2 separate regions of the Homo sapiens genome follow, and region 2 is linked to region 1. The links are chromatin loops, found by intact Hi-C in ENCODE. Cell type or tissue: transverse colon. All regions are shown on one strand.

Region 1 (8,000 bases):
TATAGTATCTTCTAAAATCTTTGGATTTGTATCAGTCAGTTTAGGTTGTTATGTCATAATAACAAGGACCCAGTATTTCAATGACATATGAAGACAATTGCTGATATTCCAGCAGAGGAGAAGAGAGAAAATGGCAAAACCAACCAACGGCTGTTAAAGTTTCTGGTTAGAAGTTGCATGTGCCACTTTAGCTCATACTTGATCAGTCAAAGCAAATCACGTGATTCCCTGACATGGACAGGACAGTATAAATTTCCTCCCAGAAAATGTAGCAAATATATTTTGCAACAGTACAATTTGCCAAAGATATCCTTATTTCTATTATCACAAGTGAATTTCTTTAGCAATTTACTTATAAAATTGTAATAAAAAGATGTCTCGATTTATAAATTAGAACTTTAATATCTGAGAAAGTACCTACTTTATATTAAGGATACCTATAACAGTATATTATATAGAGAAGTTTTTAATAAAATTTGCTGAATCATTATTATGCATGAATTGTTGTAAATTACAGACCTTCAAGGAAGAGCTAAGATGTCATTTCTCTTCTTCCATACTATCTCAAACTTTCACATCAGATTTGGTTATTTGGGTTGATGTTAATAGGGAAAAAAATAGTTGGGTAGGGTTTTGAGGTTGGTTAGTACTTTAGAAAGTCTTTCTTTTTTTTTTTTAATCTAGGCAAGCTACCACCAGGTGAATGGCAGTATTTTGAGCATAACCACATAGGCATCCTATAGGTATTATTAGCTGAATTTAAAAAATAATAAAATGAGGGAAAATGTGCAGCTAATATTTCACTGTATTTTAATATTATACAGTTTAGACCAAAATTTAAAGCAATATAAAACGAAGATACCATTTTGTATCTTGTCATTGCTTGATACCTGCTTTACTAAAATATTCGAATAAACCACTTTTCTATTTTGTGATTTCAAGATATTTTTATATATAATTTCTATATTTGAACATTTTGAATAAAAAGTATCTTTAGGCAAATAGGCATCTGTTGTTTTTACCTGCCCAGTATTCATTTCCCATTCATCTAGCTATAGCAAACTGAATTTCTGTGGGGCTCCACCTCTTCCACATGTTCAGCTTACATGGTTGGAGTGGATCCACTTTTCCCTCAAACTCCAGGAAGAGTCATATGACCTTTCCTTGGCAAATCTAAGCACTAGACTCCCTTAGCTAGGCATTTTTATTTAGGAATAAGCATGTGATCCAAGTCACGTGACTGGGACTTATGACCAGAATTTTTATTGGAATTGTTGAGATTATTTCTCTTTCTTTCAGAGATGAATGAAATGATAGGATAGAAGCCTGGCGGATATCTGGACAGAACTATGCAAGAGCCTTCCTGAGAATGGAAGCCACAGGAGGGAAAACGGAACTTGGGAAAGGAAAGAGTAAAGTGGAATTTCAATGACATCATTTAAATGCCTGGATCCAAAAGTGTCTGGACATTCAATATCAAAATATTTGCTTCTCACATCATATTTCAGTGATGTGAGCCAAATGTTACCTTCCACCACCCTTTTAAGAGTCCACTTGATTTCAGTGTTCCTTCACTTGCAACCAGAGTTCTCACTGATAAGTGTCTATATGGTGGTTCATTCCTCCCTCAGTGGTATATGACAATGAAACAAGAAGGTATGGCAGGTTAAAAGTCATAGGGTACCACAACATTACACACTGAGCCACAAAAGCAGCTCAAAGCCATGGTTTGTGGGGCTCCACCTCTTGCTCTCTGGAAGGCATTAATACATGGTGGGAGAAAATTATAAGATCTATATTGTCACAGAACTTTTCACATAATTATATTGTTATTTTATATTCATTTGCTCCTGGGCTTCATCAAATGGAGAATTTCTTATCTCTGTATCCTCAAGGTTCAACACACTACCTGGCACAAGCTAGGTACATAATAAATGTTCAAGTAAAAGAATAAATGATTCATTTCTTAGTAAAAGCGTTGCCTAGCATGGTATAAAATTGTAACTAAGGATAAATCCCTTTATTTCAATCAGTTTTCACATCATGAGCCATTGATCTTTTAAATGCATGTTAAAAGTAATGCTATTCAAAAAGCTTTCCAAATGCCAGTGTTGAATGACTTAGATAAACGTGTGGTAGGAAGGAAATTCCAGGCAGAGGGATAGCTTAAGTAAAAAAGAAAAAAAAAAAAAGAAATAAATAAAAGAAAAGTATGGGCAAACTCTGAGGCATATGTTTCATGTTCCAGAAGCACCCACTATAGATTCTAAATCTGTTTTATTTTCTCTTGTTTTAACGGTATTTAAAAGTATGTTTTTCATAGTTAGCAATAACTGTGAAGAATCTAAGATTTCATCCTCCTTGCAAGCTAACAAGGTAGCCTGACACAGTTTCATGGATGCTAGCAGGAGACATGAGACTTCCAGGTCAGAAACAAGGGACTTTATTACTGGCGGCATAGCAAGCATTGCAAGCAACATCATGTCAGAGTCAATTTCCCTTGCCCCAATCCCATGGGTGGGGGTAAACACAAATGTGCCCAGATGGATGCCTAAAAATGCAGTGGCTTATATTATAGGAGCAGAACCCAGAGCTTAGGGAGACCAAATCTTTTTTAATGGGCAGTAACTTTACTGGCTTTTGCTCTGGAGGGAGATAGTAATTTTCATTACACTGGGCAATAAGCATGGCTGCACTTTGCTCTGGAGGGAAACACTATATATTTTAAAGCTGTTCACCATTTCAACATCATTGAGAAGATAGTTTAAAACAAAGGACAGCTAATGCCTCACTCAAAAGACATGCAGAAATACAAGAGGCCCATGAGAATTGTCTCCCACTCATAGTAAGAAGGGTAACAAAAAATATAAATTAAAATATTAAAGTCTCATTTTATTAAAACTTGGATATTTAATTTCCCCTCAAATATAACTATTGCCACATAAGAAAAAGAAGCTGTATAAAGCCATTTGACTTGGCAGCTTCCTGATGAATAAAAAGCAAAAATCATACTGCTTTTTATTGAGATTCATTTTCCAAAGAAAGTTAGATTCTTTTGGTTTTGGTTTTATTAGGATGAGTTTCAGTACGCTTCCCCGCCCTGAGTATGTTTGAGGATGGCTTGGGAGGAAAAGTATCCACATTTTGGCTGTACCATTAACTTGATGCCCAGGTAGAATTTATAATAAAAGGGTAAAAGAGTTCATAAAGAGAAGAATATTAAACTGAGCAATAAGGACTTGTTAAGGAAGACTAGAAATGTAGGCCTCCATGTTTAGGAGTAGAAAATTAACCCCAAGCAGAGGGCACAGTGGCATGAATGAAGCAAATTTTAGTCACCCAGCCCTTAAACACTGTTGTAAACAATAGTTAAAGTACTAAGTCAACATTTTATTATCAATTGCATCCTGTAATACCAGCATAAATGCATATAGACCCAGAGAAGGATGAGGCAATTTCAACTGATTGATAAGAACTTTACCTGCATAAGCCTCATTCTTACATACAAGGCAAACAGGGGAGCAACATCATTTAAGTCTGTGAGATTCAAATCACAGAAGCAACCCTAATATAATCTGACAATATAAGACTGAGTTGGTTCTATGGATTTTCTGAGTCTACCTATCTGATTTTTTGTGTGTTATATCTTCTCATAAAAGCATTAAGAATTGAGGATTGAATCTATTTAATGTCCTCAAGAAAAACCATAGTCAATTCATGCAGATGCTATCACTTTTAGCTTTTTTTTGTAAACATACATTATAATATTGGTTATTGGGAATCTTCAAGTTCTCAAATCTTAAAGGGTACTAAAAATCCTCACACTGTTTTTTGAGGTCTGCGCATATTATCAAAACACCCTTGTAAAATGAAAATCTAGGTGAGTCTCTTGTTAAATCTCTTCAGAGGCTTTCTGTTTTACTGAGAATGATGGTCTAATTCTTTAAAAACACTTAGTCTCTTTGCCTCTGGTCTTCCCTCCCCTGCCTCTCTTCCCTTCTCTATCACCAGTGTCCCCCATCCCCAATTAGATACTTTTGAGCAAGGAACTGATAAGATCTGACTTTGACTGAAACACAAAAAGCATAAACAGTCAATTGTGGAAGAAGGAAGATGATTTACAATACAATAATCCAGGCAAGAGATAATGACAGCTTGAACAGTAGAGTAGTAGTGACAATGATGAGAGGTGGTCAGATGCTGGATATTATTTTCAAGATGGAAATAACAGGATTTTCTGACCAAAAAAATGTAAAGCATGAAAAGAATATTATTTATTTATTTATTTATGCATGTCTGAGCAACTGGAAGAACATAATTGCCATTTACTGAGACAGCAAAGACAGTAGCAAATCAGGCTTGGTAGAAAAAACAGAAGTTCTAAGTTAGCATTTGATTTACCTGTTGGAAATCCAATTCCCATGGACTCCACACATACAAATCTGCAGTCCACAGGAGAAGTCCTGGGCTACAGGTAAGTAATGAAGAGTCATCAGCAGAGGGATGGTATTTAAAACCATGAAAGCAGATGAGATAATTAATCTGTACAGATAAATGAGGTGATTGCAAGGGGAGATATGCAAGTTAAGGAAGGTTTCTTCTTTCTCTCTCTCTCTTTTTTTTTTTTTTTTTGAGACAAGGTCTCACTCCATTGCCCAGGCTGGAGTGCAGTGGCACAACCATGGCTCACTGCAGGCTCGACCTCCTAAGCTCAAGCGATCTTTCTGCCTCAGCCTCTTGAGAAGCTGGGACCACAGGGGTGTGCCACTACACCTGGCTAATTTTCTATTTTTTGTAGAGATGGAGTCTCCCTAGGTTGTTCAAGCTGGTCTCTAAGTCCTAGCCTCAAGCAATCTTCTTGCCTCAGTATCCCAAAGTTCTGGGATTACAGGTGTGAGCCACCATGCCCAGCATTATTTTTTTTATAGGGGATGAGAATATATTTTACAACTGATGGTAATGATCTGGGGGAAAAGTCAAAGATACAGGTGAGGGGACAGTAGGTGCCTGTTGAAATAACATCCTTGAATAGGTGCAAAGGAATGAGATTCATTGCAGGAGTTGAGAAGATGTTTTAGAGAGGAACATGGCCAGTTTATCCTGGTAACTGGAGGAAAGTAGATGGTAGTCACACAGGTAGATGTTGTGGTTGGAATGTATGGAAGCTATCTTTTGACCACACCTATATTTTCCCCATGAAAAAGGAAACAAAGCTACCAAGAAGAGAAGGAGGTATAGCAAGAAAATATTGAAGGTTTGAAGAGAAAGGAGAGGTATGCAGTAGCTTTCTTGGAGGGTACAACAGAGAACAGACCGAAGACATGTTGGAGGATCTCTGGACTGTACTGTCAACCCACTTGAGGTTAGGAATCATGACGTTAAAGAGAGACTAGTTAGTATGAGTGTATGTTGTTCTTTGGCCATTGTCTACTGCCCCAGTGAAGACAGAGGGTAGACAAAGAATTAGATTGACTGAGGATGGAGTTTAGTTGGGCGGGAATGATGGAGTAGGGACAGGCAATAGTCAAGACCACCCTCCACATTCCAACCAGATTGGACTTCTTTCTTCATGCCTTCTTTTGTCTCTGATCCTCCTCTGCTCCCACTAAACACTTTCCCCCACTGTTCACTTAGCTACTACTTCTCTTAAATGCCACTTTTGTAGGGAGTGCCTGGGATCTTGATCAATGCCACTACAGTAAACATTGAAAAGGGTTTGTCCCCTGCACCCATCAAAGTACACTTGAATATTTCTCAAGAGCTCTCTCCTCTATATCTCAGAGCTACTCTAAAGAACAGGGTCTGGTGCTGTCTCACCTTTCAGGAAGTACAAGTGAGTGATTGTGGATCTTGTCGTCATTATAAACCTTATTTCTTTTTTGGTTTCCTGAACTGACAGCTAGGTCCTAAGTCATGCATGGTCTTCTTACTTGTAAATATACCTCTTGATTATAATTCAAGGAAATTTAGAAAAATCAAAAACAATAGTCCTTTGTTTGAGAAGAACAAGTCAATTTCTTTTAGAGATTGGGCAGAGATTCCAATTATCACCTTGACTGGCTAGGTAATTTCAAGCTTTAGAAATAGAAAAAAAAAAATGAACTGAAATCACAATTGTAGTCATCAAACTCCGCATGCAGGTACTGATAGTAAAGGAACAGCCTTTCCTTCTAAACTAATTTGTTTGATTTTGTGTTGTTAAGTAGTATTCACTAGCAGTGGTGGTACTAACCACAGGCTTGCCAAAGCAAGATGACTCAGAGGCACAGACAGGACCTCAGGAGTTTTTACCTTCTTCTACTCCACTTTTCCCTTAAAAAAATAGATACCCCACTCTATACCTGATTCCCATTAAAAAAGAAAAATCCTGTCTGTGTCTAGACAGCCATCAAGCAATTTCTCATACAAAAGTGTCTCTGCTGAGTAAGTCTTGATCCTTAACTCTCTTTCACTAAGAAAGTGTTCAGAATGTTTAATTTCAAATCCAGGTAGAGTCACGGGATGCCACACAGAGCAGAATAAGATACTGGGATGACTTTAACAGTCATGGTAGCTGGAGCTTATTCTGTTCTTAACCTCTGTCTGCAAATGTCATGTCAATCTTAGCAATGTTTTTAGAACTCTTTGGTTTGTTTAATTTTTAAGCTACTACTTTTTGGATATTTCCTATGTTCCAGGCAACATACTAAATGCTGTGTGTGTGTGTGTGTGTGTGTGTGTGTGTGTGTGTGTGTATTTTAATTTAGTTTTCAAAATATAATAAGCCGGATATTACTGACTTCTCTTGTACAGACAGAGAAATGAGGCTTACCTAGGCTAAGTACCTTGCCCAAGGACACACAATGGGTTAGGAGCAGAACCAGGACTCCAGGGCTGGTATGTCTCCAGAGCTGTGCACTTTAAGACTCTGCTTCTCTGAAGCAAACTTTCCAAGTCATCCTCCAACAGGGAAATCAGTTGTCTCCTGCAGTAAGGCATAATCATTGCTAGAGATGCACAGAGCACAAGCCGAATACCATCTGTTCAGAATACCCGTGGAAGGGACTCCTGTTCTGCATTAGCAGCAGGTTGGGCCATGTGGCCTCCGAGGTTCCTTCCAGCTGATTGCTACACTTTGCTAAAGGGTTGGAATATTTTAAAGCTGGGCTTGAGATACTGAGTTAGTAGCAAGGTGAGATCATTGTGAGAACCATGAGGGAGAAAACAGAAAGAGAAGAGGCAGTTGCCAGAGAAATCTTTACTTTTTCAACATGTCATATCTGCCCCTAGCCTGCTTAGAGACTGCTGGTCCTGTAAATAAGTTCTTATTCTGTTTGGTTCTGTTCTTATGAGTGATTTCATGCCTAGAAAGTGTGGGTCATTCCATCTGAGCTGAAATGAGGTTTCTAAATTGTCCTACACATACTGCCATTTTACTGTTCCTATTAGACTACAGCTCTCCCACCAAGTTGAAAGTTGTTCTCCAATTTATAAACAAGCAGGGAAAGCAGCAGGACAGCAGAGCTAGGTCAATTATAATAGCAAATGTGGATGAGCCACTATGCCCAGAGAAAACCTTCATTACACACTACTCAAAAAAATTAAGATTCTGAAAACACAAAATGACTAATCTGAGTTGTGACTTCCTCCCCTCTTTCTCCTGACTTGAGAGAGAGAAACATCTTCTTTGTTGCTTCCATCAGTTTTTATCCCATGGAAATAAAATCCTAAACTATATATTAGAGAGTGGGTCATGCATGTATCCGTCAGTCTGTCTGCCCACCCTTCCACCCACCCACTCATCCATCCATCCATCCATCCATCCATCCATCCATCCATCCATCCGTCCGTCCATCCAATACTATCTTCCAGGAACTGGGTATATACTAGTGGACATAATGAATGTGATTCCTGCTTTCACAAAGCTCACAGACCAGTAAGGAGGCAATTATGATAGAGTGTGAAACAGGCAGAGATAGAGAAACTCCAAGGTAGTATATGAGCACATGGCAGGGCTCCTT
Region 2 (8,000 bases), 63 kb after region 1:
AAGGTTTTAAGCAGGGGATCTGACTTGATCAACCTGGCATTTTCCAAAGATCACTGTAGCTGCATGTTATGGATTACTTGTTTGTGTCCCCCCAAAATTCAGATGTTGAAACCCTAGCCATCAATGTGATGGTATTAGGAGGTGGGGCGTTTGGGAAATAATTAGGTTTAGATGAGGTCATCAGGGTAGAGTGCCCATGATGGGATTAGCATCCTCAGAAGAAGAGAAAAAGACTAGTGCTCTTTCTCCACCATGTGAAGATACAGTAAGATGATGGATGTCTGCAAGCCAACATGAAGGACCCCACCAAACCTGACCATGCTGACACCCTGATCTCAGACTCCCCAGCCTCCAGAACTGTAAAAAATAAATTTCTGTTTTTTAAGGCATCCAGTCTGTAGTATCTGCTATAGCAGCCCAGAATGACTGAGACATTATGTCATGGAAAAGACACTTAAGGAAGGCAAGGGTGAATAAAGAGAAGCCAGGAGAGAGATGGTGGTAGATGGGATCATATGATTGGTAGTAAGCATAGAGAAGAGTGGATGGCTGAGGAAATATTTAAGAGAAAAACTAATGGGATCTGGTGATGTGCTGGACAAGCAGACTGAAGGATGATCACAGGGCCCACGGGAGGAGATGAAATAGACAGTCAAAGCCAAGTGATTAATGCTCAAAGCCAGCCATGCCCATTAAAACTTTATACTCCACAAATAATATCCAGCTTTTTTAGTATTTGATATTTAAGTCACAATAGAAATTGCCTTTACTTAATAAAGGAAGCTGCTCTGAATCCAACTATATTTTTCTTAGGAAGGAGCAAGAACCATGACAATGAAAGTTTAATCTCCCATGATATTTACCAGGAATATTTTTGAAAAATTATGAATAAACTAATAATTCTTTGAGTAATGAACACTATCTTCTGTGCAAGATAATTTTCTGGTTACTCCAAAGTTTTAGCTAAAGGTATCTTCATGTAGCTCCCACTGTTTAAAGATTTCCAACATATGTGAGATATAGTTTTTGTCTCTGTAAGTCCAGGCTAGTAAACATGGCTACAATCTGATATTTAAATACTCTTTAATATCTGAGACCCATTTTCCTACAAACCAGTCTTCTCTACAGCACATATGTTAGTTGTAGAAGAGTGAGTTATGGGACAACTAACCACAGGAAATGCCTTAGAAACAGAGATTTTTGTATTTAATTCCTAACATGAATTTGTGGCCTTCTCCTAAAAGTAATAGGCAGTGAAAAATTCTTTTTAAGGAAATGAGTTGCGTTATGTTTAACCAAAGATTTAAAATGAACTGAGTGATCAACGAGGATGCAGAGTTTCCACAAGTGTCAGGATTAAGCACAGGGAAGGTGGCTGTCAGCTTCTGAAAATCTTCCCAGACATGAACAATACACAGATGCTAGAAAGTAACTTTCAGTAGAAATAGTCACTTGAGGTGATTTAATCCCATTGTGTCTCCCCAGGCTGCTGCTGGCATTTAATAAACTTCTAATGCAAAACATCTGTAGTCATTACAAATAGTTTCTAGGATACATACCAAATATTTTCTTTTTAGGAATCAGGACAGATTCTTCTTATCCAAAAAGTACAGATAAAATTAATTCATTCAACAAATATTTATGTAGAGCCTACGTCAGACATGATTTTGTGGGGGAAAATAGGCTCTGGCTTTCTTATTTAGGAATTGCAAGTTAAGAAAAAAATTTAAAAATGCACATAAAATCTACAGCCATTCTGCCTGTTGTAATATTTGTTGTCTATAAATAGTTAACAAGTACCTATTATGTGAATGGCACAATGCTGAGGCAATGTTCAGTAAGAAGATAATCTTTGCTCTTAATAAGTTTTATTGTAGCAACACAGGTGGATATTGCAAAAAATATTTAAATCCATTTTTAAAAATAACAGATATTGTAAATCATGCATTTTCAATGGGGGTGATGTTATCTTCAAGGGGGCAAAAACTGGTTCTTGGGAAGCAAAAGAAATCTTACTGTATTTATGTATAAAGCACAAATGTATATATATATCTAGAGATGTATAGCAATATATAGATATATAAACAGCTATATAAATGCACACTTCACATAGTACATAAACGGATATCTAGTATATCTATGATAGTAAGATTTCATGGGAGGGGTGTGATTAAGAAAAAGAAAAAAGCCTGAAGAAAAATTCCTCAGAAGAGCACTATTGGAAAAAGGACTGAGAAACTGTTGTAAATGCTATGAAGTAGTACAAGAAGCTGATGGAACACTGAGCAGAGGGGCTAGCCTAGCATCAGAGGACCTGCGAAGGCTTTGCTGGGGAAGTGCTATTACTGGGAGTCACTGGCAGGTAGATAAGTGTGGACACTAAGAGAAGGGTGATATGATCCAAGCAATGGTTAGAGTAATGTAAAAGTAAAAGGAGAGCCAATGTCAGAATTTTAAGGGACTCCAACATTTAAATTTTGAGTATGGAAGGATGAGCCATCAAAGGAAAATGAAAAAAAAAACATGAGAATAGAGGTAGAAAGAAGACCAGGAATGGGGTAACACAGAAGCCAAGAGAAAGAAGTATGTATTTCAAGAAGGAGGGAACAGTTTATCTGTGTTAAACAGTGCTGGAAATTAAGGAGAGGAATAGAAAAGTCTACTGAATTTGGCAACATGGAAGACACATCTCAAGAGACATTCTATCAAAAGCTGAAGGCAGACTGTTGTGGGCACAAGAATAGGCAAAAGGTGAAGAAATGAATATAGCAAGAGTTACAACCTTTTGACAAGAGAAATACCATGAGGTAGCTGGGTATTGGATATTGGGTACCAGATACCGAAGGCCTAGCGGTGGTTAGTAACCACACTTTTATATAGGCACCAGCCTGCTGCGTGGCACAGGCTGCACAGAGGTGCATGTGTTCAGTTGCCTGAACACAGGCATACATAATGTGGATGTTTGGGTTCATCTAGGCTGGGAATTTTGACACATGTGAATGCTGAAAACAGAGTGTTAAAGTTCAGGGTTCTCCATGAAGACTGTGAAGAGGAATATGATACTGGACAAGTTAATTTGCTTCTTCTAGCTTCAGTTTCCTTATTTGTGAAATGGGAATAATAGTAGTACTTCTCTCATAAACCTATTGTGAGGATTAGTGACTATATATGTGTGTATATACACACACATACATATACACATACACATATACACATATGTATATATGAGATATATTACATATATATTAAAGTGTAATATATCATAAAATGCTATACATGTCTGGCATATCAAAATAGATGGTAGATATATTTTATTATGATAAAAGATAGTGATGAAGACAAGAATAGACAGTAAAGCCAGAAAGATAAATGAGTATCATTCAATAATTTGAAGGTTAACAATGGAGAATGATAAAATAAGACATTCTCTTTTGAAAACTCTAACAATTTAACTGAACTGGCAATACCATCAAAGTACACATTTTAAACATTGTGTAGAATTTGAAACTGCAGGGCAATTTAAGATTCACGTATAAAAACATCCTGGCAAGATATGAAGAGACAAGTAGTTTAATTAAGCAAACTCTACTCTGGAAACCAATAGACCGGAACTCATGCTCAGTGTATCATTAAGCCAAAACTTGAAAAAAAACAAAAGGAACCATCCAAGCAGCAAGCAACTTCATTTCAGTTTCTTATGAGTACATCGTTTTTGATAGTAAATAAAACTGCACAGTATAACAAACAATTTCAACTCACTGGTTGTGTTTAACACTAATGGAAAATTCTGGAACAAGGCAGCCTCTAGGTAAGGATAGTATAGGCAAACAAAGCATCAGCGATAAGCTGAGAAGGCTGCTTGACATCATCATGAGAGAGCCGTGCTCAAGGGTGACCCCCTGGTTCTCAAAGATGATGCACTGTGTGTCCTAAGAATGAGGTGAATGTGGCTCTCCATCCATATCTCCCCTCCAGACCTCAGTGGGACAGGTGGCCAGAATCAGGCCAGTAGTGTAGAGGGAGAGGGAGAGAATAAATATGAACAATGTGATCAAGTTAAAAAGAACATTGATTCTGCCTGCCCTTCCACCTGGGAGTGAGGGTGAGATGGGAGCCATGATACGCTGTGTCCTCAGTGGAGATTTCAGTTCTCAAGTGTCTCTCACAGTGTGACAGCAATCAAGACTCACATGGTCAATGGATACCAGTGAGATGTAAAATAAAAAAAAAAAAAGTGTATGATTTTAAGAATTTCCTGGTCTTTGAAAAAGTAGAACACGCTGTTCCTGTGGCCAGGCAAGTGGGTGGTGATGCCTTCCTATGGTGAAAGAAATTGAAACATTAATTGAGGACCACAGAGAAACACTGTCTAAAAAATAATTGGAGAAACTTACAAAATCATTTACGAGAGATGAAGATGATGATGACCTGAAAATTAAGAACCAGCAAGTAGAAATCTGGACAAAGAATTGAAGGTTTCAAAGCATTAAAACACTTAAATGATTTAATTTCGGAATACAGTCCTGTTACGAAAGCTTTAAAATGAGCATGCTTTATAGGTGATTTATAGATAATTTTGATTATGTAATTTTTTACCTTGTCCACTGACTTCATCCCCAGTATGGCCAGCATGTCATTTCCTTGTCAACAACCATTTCCCCCTTTCCCCTGGCCAAGAAAATCCTAGTATTATTTATGGGAGCAAAATGTCCAGCTAAATACTTTCCCAGACTCCCTTGAAGCTAGGGGTGGACATATGACATGACTTTGTTCAAAGAGATGTAGGTAGCTGTCTACTGGGGAGGAGCACTGAGAAAGTTTTACTGTCCACAAGAGGGTAAGGATGTGGCTAGTTTCAGTGTTTTTATCTGAATATCAGCATGATATCTGGAGCTGCCTGAGTCATCTCATCTTCTGACCATGAGAAAAAGACCAAGGGGACTTCAGATATGTTCACTCAGATACCATGAAGCTGCCAGCAACTGTCTACCATTGGCCTTATGTAATTAGTCTGTTCTCATGCTGCTAATAAAGACATACCCAAGATCGGGTAATTTATAAAGGAAAGAGGTTTAATTGACTCATGGTTCAGCATGGCTTGGGGGAGGACTCAGGAAACTTACAATCATGGTGGAGGGGGATGCAAATATGTCCTTCTTCACATGGTGGCAGGAGAGAGAAGTGCTGAGCAAAATGGGGAAAAGCCCCTTAAAAAACCATCAGATGTCATGAGAACTCACTATCACAAGAATAGCATGGAGTTAACTGCCCTCATGATTCAATTACCTCCCCCTGGGTCCCTCCCACAGCAGGTGGTGATTATGGGAACTACAATTCAAGATGAGATTTGGCTAGGGACACAGCCAAACCATATCACCTTACTTTTATGGGAGAAAAAACAGTCCCTACTTATTATTTATTTGAGACCCCTTAAGAGAATTTTGTTGCTCAATCTGCCTAAAGTTTAATACCATTCTATCCAAGATGAAGGAAAGAGAAGTAAACTGACATTTCCATATGGCCATGTTCTTCACTTAAAGCTTTTAGGCAGTAGTAAGCCAGTTGACCAAAATTTAAAAATCACTTTTTAGTGATTATTTAGCTGGACATTTTGCTCTCATGTACTGAGGTACCTTTCACTGACTGCTGAGTGGGGCTGGGTTTTCCCATGTCCTTGCCTTTGCTTACAGTGTTCTCAGCCAGAAAGTACTTTTCCTTTCCTTTTGTTCCCCATAGTGCATCAAATCCTATAAGGCCCAGGTCAAATGCCACTTCCATCATGAAGCCTTCCCTGGTTTCCCTTCAGTTATCACCAATTGCTCCCTGTGTTGTGCTTCCATAATACCTAACTTATGTCTTGGATGAGCATGTATTTTATTGTCTTCATTGACTATGTCTTGCTTTCTCCACTTCTCCACAAAATAAGCTACTTAAAGCCAAGGACCCTGTTATGGGAGTCTTTGTACTTTTCTAGACAAGCAGCAGGAACTCAGATATTTTGAATTCTATTTTACTTAAGCCAGAAAAACTGAAGAATGAAAAAGAAGCTTCTGTAGGGGAGACATATGAGCTGTTAGTATCAGCTATACCACTGCAATACTGGATAACTTCTTTTCCAGTAAGTAGTAAGTAAGTAAACGAGTAAGCCTGTAGTTAAATGGTCTCAGTGAAATAGCTTTCTACCAGCTTCATTTTCTCCTGTAATCACTCCAGTTTAGTGCAGTCAAATCAACTGCCCAAAGCCCAGTGTGACAGATTTTTGGCTGGGTTTACAACCTTTGATGAGTCCCTGTGTCCTGCAACAGAAAGCCCCATTTTTTTTTTATTACACTTTAAGTTTTAGGGTACATGTGCACAACCGGCAGGTTTGTTACATATGTATACATGTGCCATGTTGGTGTGCTGCACCCATTAACTCGTCATTTAACATTAGGTATACCTCCTAATGCTATCCCTCCCGCCTCCCCCCACCCCACAACAGGCCCCCATGTGTGATGTTCCCCTTCCTATGTCCATGTGTTCTCATTGTTCAATTCCCATCTATGAGTGAGAACATGTGGTCTTTGGTTTTTTGTCCTTGTGATAGTTTGCTGAGAATGATGGTTTCCAGCTTCAACCATGTCCTTACAAAGGACATGAACTCATCATTTTTTATGGCTGCATAGTATTCCATGGTGTATAGGTGCCACATTTTCTTAATCCAGTCTGTCATTGTTGGACATTTGGCTTGGTTCCAAGTCTTTGCTATTGTGAATAGTACTGCAATAAACATACGTGTGCATGTGTCTTTACAGCAGTATGTTTTATAATCCTTTGGGTATATACCCAGTAATGGGATGGCTGGGTCAAATGGTATTTCTAGTTCTAGATCCCTGAGGAATCACCACACTGACTTCCACAATGGTTGAACTAGTTTACAGTCCCACCAACAGTGTAAAAGTGATCCCATTTCTCCACATCCTCTCCAGCATCTGTTGTTCCCTGACTTTTTAATGATCGCCATTCTAACTGGTGACAGATGGTATCTCATTGTGGTTTTGATTTGCATTTCTCTGATGGCCAGTGATCATGTGCATTTTTTCATGTGTCTTTTGGCTGCATAAATGTCAGAAAGCCCCATTTTTAAAAAAACTTTTAGGGCCAAGGTCTTGGTCTGTCATCCAGGCTGAGTGCAGTGGTGTGATCACAGCTGACTGCAGCCTCAAATTCTGGAACTCAAGCAATCCTCCCACCTCAGCCTCTTGAGTAGCTTGACTACCGGGACATGTCACCATTCCTGGTTAATTTTTAAAATTTTTTTGTAGAGAGAGGGTTTTACCATGTTGCCCAGGCTGGTCTTGAACTTCTGGGCTCAAGCAGTCCTCCCACCTCAGCCGTCAAAGCATTGGGATTACAAGCATGAGCCACTGCATCCAGCCAGGAAGTTCCGCTATTTAATATGACAATCTGACATAACCCATCTCTTTAGCTTTGTCTGCGGCTTAGTAATTTTTTAAAACATCAATTTGTGTTTCTGTATTTTCCTCTCCTCTCCATTTCAAGCAGGTGGGAAGGCCCTTTGCATATCCTTGATGTTTGTTTAGTTGTTTCCATAAAGGAAAATGTACTCTTTGTGGTGCATATTAATAGATCTGTGGGTTTTCACAAATACATGCGTCATGTATCTACCACAATAAGCAAATACAGCCCAATTTTATCGCTCCAAAAATTCCCTCATGCTACCCGTTTTGTATTCCATCCATCCCCTGAGCCCCAAATCCTGGCTTCCACCATTCTCCTATGGTTTTGTGTTTTCTATCAAATCATATAAACAGAATCATTCAGTAGATAAGAGTTCTGGGTCTGGCTTCTCTGACTCAGCAAAATGCAACTGAGGTTTGTTGTTGTTGTTGTTGTTGTTGCTGTTTTCCTTTGTTTTTTCTTCAAGTTTTATTTTAATTTCTAGGATACATATGCAGGATGTGCAAGGATGTGCAGGTTGGTTACACAGGCAAACATGT

What was found. A loop is a pair of places that touch in the nucleus more often than their neighbours do. Peaks named below come from ENCODE experiments on the same cell type or tissue, not always from the same donor. Only the 100,000 strongest peaks of a DNase experiment are listed, where the experiment ranks them.
Region 2: a loop joins it to region 1, with 12 times the contacts of the local background. A loop is called at or near these places in 2 of 110 quality-filtered maps.

What each region holds. Positions count from the first base shown.
Region 1 is chr5:156,697,575-156,705,574 of GRCh38, reverse strand. The region is part of intron 7 of SGCD (sarcoglycan delta); the gene reads right to left. LOC105377673 (a long non-coding RNA gene) reads left to right here. Exons shown (of 5, transcript XR_007059015.1): 5 at 1,300-1,377. Among named protein-coding and RNA genes, the nearest start is that of PPP1R2B, 150 kb to the left of the region's middle. In transverse colon, no CTCF peak of the experiment used is centred here; no DNase peak of the experiment used is centred here.
Region 2 is chr5:156,634,360-156,642,359 of GRCh38, reverse strand. All of the region lies in intron 6 of SGCD (sarcoglycan delta), which reads right to left. Among named protein-coding and RNA genes, the nearest start is that of PPP1R2B, 210 kb to the left of the region's middle. In transverse colon, no CTCF peak of the experiment used is centred here; no DNase peak of the experiment used is centred here; H3K27ac peaks cover 2,089 bases.